Linked DNA regions of Mus musculus: regions 2 and 3 are each linked to region 1. The links are chromatin loops, found by intact Hi-C in ENCODE. Cell type or tissue: heart. All regions are shown on one strand.

Region 1 (2,500 bases):
AATTACGGGGAGGGGGAGGGAGAGGAAAACAAGAAATGAGGCTACGGTCTAGGCGCCTCCTCCCCTGGAGGAGGCGATCACCGTGCGTGGCTCGGGACCGCAGCTGCTGGCCGCATCCTTCCCGGGCCTCTCGGACCTCTCGGCTCCTGGCCCGGCTCGGGCGGGGGGCGGGCAATGGAGGGGGCAAGAGCGGTCAGACCCGGTAGGGGCTCCAGGAGGCGGGAGCAGGTGAGCGACCCCCGAGCAGCTTTACGATTGTCTGCCGGGCAGGCTCCTGCAGGGTGGGCATTTAACACTTATCACGTGACCGCGGGCAACGTCACCTAGCAACAGCCAATCAGAAGGAATGAGCCGCGGGGCGCCGGGAGTCCGCGACCGGGCGGCCCCGGGACCCGCGTGTCACGTGGCGGGCAAGGCGGCCGCGGTGGGTGCGTGTACAAGCACTGCAGAAAGTGGGTACCCGATCTGGAGCTGGATAGGGTGCGGGATGGCCCGCAACAGGACATAAGGCTCCGGGAAAGAAATGGGGTCTCCCACCTTACTCTGCTTTCAAGAGCCAAGTCTAACGATTTACATCTCTTGTCCAACTTCGCCTTAATCAAATAAAGCCAGGAAGAGGGCCGAGCCAGCTCTGTCTCCTTTTTCTCCAGATACTTTTCCTCGAGGTGCCTGGCTCGCACTACTCTTGTCAGCCACTTTGCACCTGACGGGCAATTGATTTAAATTATCCATAAACCGCGTATAATAACCTATGCTTCCCAAACTACCCACAGAGATATTACGACAATTAATTGGATAATGTTTAACGTTTTTCCTTTTTGCTTGAGAGAAGAGCTCTATAAGCCCAAAGGTATTATTACTAGTAATGTATTTGAAATCACTTTTCCTCATACACATAAAGGTCTCTAGTAATGACGCACATCTGAGCCACTAGCTGGAAACTGATTCTGAGGTTCCCTCCTTGGGAAAGGTAGGCCAGACTAGACAGCCTTCAAAGTCGTTTGCATTGGTGTTTTTATGAAAAGGGGAATGAAAAAAAAAAAGAGATACTGAAGTAATATTAGAGATTTATCAAGATTCATTATCACACGTTTTCTTGATATAAACAATAAATATAAGAAGTTTTATTTTGTCTACTTTATTTTACATTTTCGTGTTCTAGGATCTTACTCCACTGTTGTAATTTCTTTCTCTAGGTTTCTTTCTTTATTTTTATTTTTCTTCTTTCTTTCTTTCTTTCTTTCTTTCTTTCTTTCTTTCTTTCTTTCTTTCTTTCTTTCTTTCTTTCTTCCTTCCTTCCTTCCTCTCTCTCTCTCTCTCTCTCTCTTTCTTTCTTTCTTTCTTTCTTTCTTTCTTTCTTTCTTTCTTTCTTTCTTTCTTTCTTTCTTTCTTTCTTTCTTTCTTTCTTTCTTTCTTTTCCAAGTGATGAGTTCCCCTCTCTGGTGGTTGGGATTTTCAAAAGAAGGGTGATGGATGGACTCAGCGCAGTGATGGACTCTCAAGTTTGAAGATTGCGGTAGCGCCTGCTTTGTGGCGCCACCTGGTGGACAGTGTAGGAGGTTGTTACAGGCCTGGTAGACAGTCTAATCACGCCCAGGCGCCAGCCTCTGAAACCCCCCAAAAGAACAAAATAGTAATTAAAAGCCACAAAATTGTGCTAGTGCGCGCCATCTGAAGCATCCCTTCCTAAAGACATAACATGTCACTGAAAGAACTTGTTACAACAACTGCCTAATGGAAAACAAGTTGATACTTTAAAAAATACGATCTTTGGTCTTCCCCAGAAAAAGCAAGTGTGTAATTAAAACTCCAGCATTCACACAGCGGAATAATGAGGCAGGTAATGCGCCTTCCAGTCTGCCTGGATTTAGTTCTCAGCCACTTGGCTAAGGAAGGCCTAGAGAATGGGGAAGAATGAGTTTTATTAGAAACGCTCCCTGGTGGGACTCGCCTGCACCAGACCAGACCCTCCCTACTGTATTGACTTTAAACTGCTTCCTGCCCCTTTTATGTGCATCAACGGTATCTCAAGGTTTTTAATCCAGATTGCCTTTTAGCGACTCGATTTCAAGTCCCTGTGCTCTGACACCACACGAGTAGCTGTTTTGCCCTAATAAAAGGAAAAAAACCAATCAAAATTAAAATTAAAAATCAGAATCAGAATTAAAAATCTGATTGCGCTTTCTCTGCCCCTTTGTTGCCAATCAAGCCTGTCCTGAAGGCATACTGGTGGTGGAAAGTTTTCTGCATTCTATTTCTTTCTCAATCCCCAGAAACAGTGTAAACTCAGGTGAGATTTATAAAACAGCATCATTCTGGAATAAATAGGACCTGGGCCCTCTTTTATCTTGGACACAAGATGAGTGCCCTGTAGCCTGGGAAGTGGATGCAGCTCTGAGCCTAGAGAGGGGAAAAGCTGCAAGGGGAAGGAGAGAGACCTATAGCTGGGGGGGGGGGGGGGACCTAGGCTTGAAGTGTCCTGATAAGCCAGACACAAATC
Region 2 (2,500 bases), 390 kb before region 1:
CACTAGCCACTGTTGTGTAAGGATGACAGAAAGCTGTACAGAAAGAACCTATGGATTTGCATGTGTCTCTCAACCATGATGATGACTGAGAGCAAATCAAGTTACAGACAAAGATGCAGGAGCTGGTGGCATATTGGCAGATTTTGTATCTGCTATATATGAAGCCCTGGGTTCAATTCTCAGTCCTTTATAAACCAGGGCCTGGTAGTATACACCTGTCATGGTTTGTATATGCTTGGCCCAGGGAGTGGCACTATTAGAAGGTGTGGCCTTGTTGGAATAGGTGTGCCACTGTGGGTGTAGGCTTTGAGATCCTTATCCTAGCTATCTGGAAAGTCAGTCTTCTACTAACCGCCATCAGATGAAGATGTAGAACTCCCAGCTCCTCCTGCACCATGCCTGCCTGGATGCTGCCATGTTCCTGCCTTGATGATGATGGACTGAACCTCTGAACCTGTGAGCCAGCCCCAATTAAATGTTGTCCTTAGAAGAGTTGCCTTGGTCATGGTGTCTGTTCACAACAGTAAAACCCTAACTAAGACAACACCTCTAGTCCCAGTACTCAGGAAGTTGAGGCAGAAGATCAGGTGTTCTGGGTCAGCTTTGGCTACATAGTGAGTTGCAGGCCAGTCAGGGCTGTATGAGGCAGGCAGGGGTTGGGGGGAGAGGCAGGGAGAGCACAGGCAGACGAGCAGATTCTATTTAAACAAAACCTTAAAACATGAGATCAGATACTGCGTATGGATATTATATATATGACATATATAAAAATTAATAGGAATGATGAACATGAAATATTCAAGGGAGTTAACTATGCTGTAATAAGCAAATTAAAACTAACTTTGAAAATGAGAAATCAGAAAGATAACACGGCAGGGTACTCTCACCCTGAAGGAGGTGAGCATGACCTTTGGAATGTCAGACGGAGGGAGCCATTTGGTGCATATATAACTCCTGCGTTTGATGAGCAGATGAGAAATCATTCGGTTAACATTCAGCTTTCTGATGCGTTTATAAATAATTCCAATAGTAACCTTTTTCATTGGGAAACACCTGTACGGTGCCAACTCTGATTACTCCCTGTGGATATTGCTTAGCTCAAAATTAATATATCATACTTTCAAGAATGACAGACTGTGGGCTGGAATAGGAGAAAACAGTAATTTATAAGATGGAGTAATTACTGGAGGATCCAGGTACTATTTACTGACTTTCTTCTTTGTTCTCAAGCCAACAAAATTATCGAGTCCACATTCCAGAGTCCTTTATTAGCCTTAATCTTAGGTTGTCTATCAAAAACAATACTGTTGTGGATTAATAAACAGCACAAACCCATAATAAACCGCACGGGCTCTTGGTCTTCCCAGGTAATAAGAGCGCTCAGCTGAAGCATTATCAATGTGACTGACTGCAGGTCCTTTTTCCCTGGCTGCTCACTCTGGCTAGGACGGCTTCGCTCGCTGCACTACAAGCAATAGCCACCAGGTGGCAGCAACCCCATGACTGCCAATGGCCGCGGAAGGAGAGGCCACCTCTCTGGCTTCTAAGCCAACCTGAAGGTTTAGCTGCAGAACCAGGTTTGATTGTTTCTTTGAGAGCTGGCATTGGAATTCTAATCACAATTACAATACAGCAATCATTTGATGTATAATAAAGCTCCCAACTGCTCTTCTCTTTGTATATCTGATGGTAAAACTTTATTTGAAAGCATGACCAGGTAGAGCTATGCAGAATATAAAAGATTGTCAGGTGTCCAAGATAGTGTGACAGAGAACACAAAGGGCTTTAGGGCAAAGATAATATATAGAGTATAGAATATAGAATATAGAATAATGTGTGTGTATTATATATATACATATACATATGTGTATATATATATAATACATATGCACATATATAGGAACATACACATTCACATGTATGCACACATGAACCTATGCTCATACATACTCCAAATCCATGGACTATACACCACTTATGTCACATGTATGAAGACAAAGATACAGGGACTCTGGGCACCTCCATGCAGTGTTACTATGGACACAAACACACTCTAAAAAAAAATAGTGTATTTTAAAAAGAAACTAATTTCAACGGGGCATTAGGTATCAGATAACTCATGTCAAGGGAAGCCCTCATTTAGAATATTCAAAGAGAAGCACTAGACTAAGTGGCAGGATATTTGACCTGTAAGCTACAAAGAGTTGTGGGTGGCTCCTCTCATAGCTTGTTATGGCTGACATCCATGCAACTGAGAAGAGCCCAGCCAGGCTCTGGCTCCTCGGGAGCCTGAGCTTCTCAGAGGACAGTGGTCTTCAGATACGTCAGGGCGGATAGTGCTTTATTTTCAAAGTAACGGAGGCTCACATTTTCATGTGTAAGCATTCTGAATGGGCCTGGGATGTGCAGAGGGCAAGTCATGGGAGGTTCTGTGGTTGGCAGGAAGCCCTGGTTTTGAAGCTCAAGGACTTAGGCTCCGACCGGAGCTTTTCCAGAGGAT
Region 3 (2,500 bases), 320 kb before region 1:
TCCCTGAATGCATGTTTTCATTATTTCAGAGGTTTGTTGAAGTCTGAGAGTCTAGTGGTACTGCCTCATTGCATAATTATTATAGTCTTTCCCCCCACTCCCCCAAGACTAATTGAATTACATTATTGTAGTCAATGTTAATGCCTTATTTTCTATTAGCATCCACCTTTTGATAATAATAGTGATTTGCATTTTCCAGGTTGTCCCTTCTGAGGTACATTTTTTTACTGTTACAAGATGAAGTTAGTCAGCTGATAATAGCTAAGACTTTTTTTTAATGTATCTTCATTATCACTTGGTTTTAAACTGCTGCTGAGCACTGAGGATATAGTGTGGGGATGTCTGGGATAGAGCCTGCTATCTAACAGCACATTTAGTCATGGTGCTACTTTCCCTGACTGAGTCACCAGGAGAGTTTGGTAGCCCTGTCACTCTTGAGTTATTATTGTTTCTAAACATTCACTTCAGAACTGGGTTAATATATCTATTTATGTACATGTAATTACTATTTAACCTATTTCTAAAGAATTTTGCTGATCTTTTTAATGCAGTCTTAAAGTGAGTTATTATTGAACTTATTGAATAGAACCATTGATACTTGAAATCACTCAAAAAAGGAAAAGACAATGAAAGTAGAAAACATTTCTGATGTCTCCCAACATATAGATTGATAATAACTTTACTATTACCAGTCTCTCTAATATGTATCTGTAAAGAAGGTAGATTTTCAATTATCGAGTTTATATACAATTTAAAGAACATAGACTTCCTATTTTGAAGACCTTTGGTATGGAAATATGGTGCCTTACTCAGATTTAATAATAAACATGTATTTGTGCTTTCAGCCCAGTAGACAAGCAGCTGTTACACAGTGCCATTTCTGTGTGCAGCTGGAATTTAGACTAGCAGAAGCCTCACAGTGAGAGGGACAAAAAGATACGGAATGAGCCTCAGAGAAAGGAGCCGAAGGATTAAGACATTACTGTGTGACTTCAAATGCATTCCTTTTTAGCCATATGGAATTAATATGCAGCACCTATACAGTGCCAACCATAAGTGAACTGGATCAATTTCCTGTGGCCACAGAATTGTTTCTGTTACATTTAATCACCATATTAGAAACATTGGTTTTGTTTTTAATATTGTTTGAAATATAAGCAAGAATTAACCACTATTAGCTCAGAACACAAGCATTCTAGCTATGACTTTTTTTCCTTTATATGTTACTGATTGTATGACTAGGAATCTGCCTTCTGTTTAGTAGACTAGTCAGTAAAGTCAATGCAACATAAAATGTGTTAGTCACCTAATGTTGCACACTGAAAGATTATTTTAAAAAGATACTTGGGATTGAGAACATTTATGGTAAAAATTTAACCAGAAGATGGCAGTGATGAGCCTCCTATACTTCCTGCTACGGTAATCAAAAAGTTTTCCAAATGTCATAGCATGAAATGTGTGCATGTTTAACATAATGTTGAGACATTGGAGAAAAATAGTTGCTATTGTTTTATATAGTATGAAGAATGTCCATTGTTCTCTAAGAAGGGATTAAGAGTATTTTGGGTGTCTGTATCTTTGTCTGTACGTTCAGTTTTTTCTGAGTACTGGGGTAAGGAAGTTCCCATACATGTTGCTGTGTGTAGTTTGCATGTGTCGCTTTCTGTGCTGCGTCATGTCGAGAAGGCATGCTGTTTTATGGCCTGTTTGCATTTCCCATCCAAATTGCTGGAAACTAATGAACATTTTAAAGGAGCCATTCCTTTATCTGTATCATTTCCCTAAATTGCCTCTTTTCAGTGGAGAGAAATGTATTAATTTTAAATACTAATTTTTGAGGCACCAGGGTTCAAATCCAGGGCTTTGCACATGCTAGGCAGGCACTGAGCTACATCCCCAGCCCTAAAATTGTTTGAAAGAAAAAAAAAATTAGACAAAGGTTTAACGTTTTAAAATAAATCTTGAAAACCAGAGATTAAATGACTTGAAGCCTATTTGAAAGTTCTAGTTTTGCCAGTGCAGCCAGTTAACACATAAAAGGGGGGAAGGAATGCTCTCCTTTGAAATTAGTGGCCGCCTTTGGTGATGGAGGAGATGAAGCTACAGCTTTCCTTAGTCTTGTCGTTTAACCGCAGAAGCCTGAATGCATCTTGCCAGAGAAATGGCCTGAGTCTTCAGCATGATTGCTAACTTTGTCTTTCCCCTTTCTTCCTACTGTTCATTTTCACCCTTGTATTTCTGTTGTCTCCTTTGTCATTATTTTTCCCTTTTTGTTAATTTTTTCATGTTAAATTATTTTTGAAACCCCATAAGATGAGCAACCTCTCTGTGTAGTAACAGCAGATACCTGTCTGTTTCATTATTTAGTCCCTCCTCCTATGTCTCCATCCTCCAAGTCGGTGAGCACGCCAAGTGAAGCTGGAAGCCAGGATTCTGGAGATGGCGCCGTGGGATCTAGGTATGTAATTCTCCCCTAATGTTTTAATGATGGAATAGAATG

Evidence for each region. Hi-C counts contacts between places; a loop is a spot of excess contacts. Peaks named below come from ENCODE experiments on the same cell type or tissue, not always from the same donor. Only the 100,000 strongest peaks of a DNase experiment are listed, where the experiment ranks them.
Region 2: it touches region 1 in a loop (15-fold over the local background); 9 of 42 quality-filtered maps call a loop at or near these places.
Region 3: a loop joins it to region 1, with 3 times the contacts of the local background. A loop is called at or near these places in 2 of 42 quality-filtered maps.

Annotation. Positions count from the first base shown.
Region 1 is chr2:71,546,491-71,548,990 of GRCm38, forward strand. It overlaps Dlx2 (distal-less homeobox 2), which reads right to left and starts at 264. Exons shown (of 3, transcript NM_010054.2): 1 at 1-264. In heart, a CTCF peak has its summit at 1,559 (motif pointing left); a DNase peak (open chromatin) is centred at 1,541; H3K4me3 peaks cover 748 bases; H3K27ac peaks cover 256 bases; H3K27me3 peaks cover 2,013 bases.
Region 2 is chr2:71,154,206-71,156,705 of GRCm38, forward strand. It overlaps Gm39576 (a long non-coding RNA gene), which reads left to right and starts at 992. Exons shown (of 3, transcript XR_866408.1): 1 at 992-1,577. In heart, a CTCF peak has its summit at 1,479 (motif pointing right); no DNase peak of the experiment used is centred here.
Region 3 is chr2:71,226,233-71,228,732 of GRCm38, forward strand. Dync1i2 (dynein cytoplasmic 1 intermediate chain 2) reads left to right here. Exons shown (of 16, transcript NM_010064.4): 4 at 2,368-2,458. Among named protein-coding and RNA genes, the nearest start is that of Dync1i2, 16 kb to the left of the region's middle. In heart, a CTCF peak has its summit at 1,378 (motif pointing right); no DNase peak of the experiment used is centred here.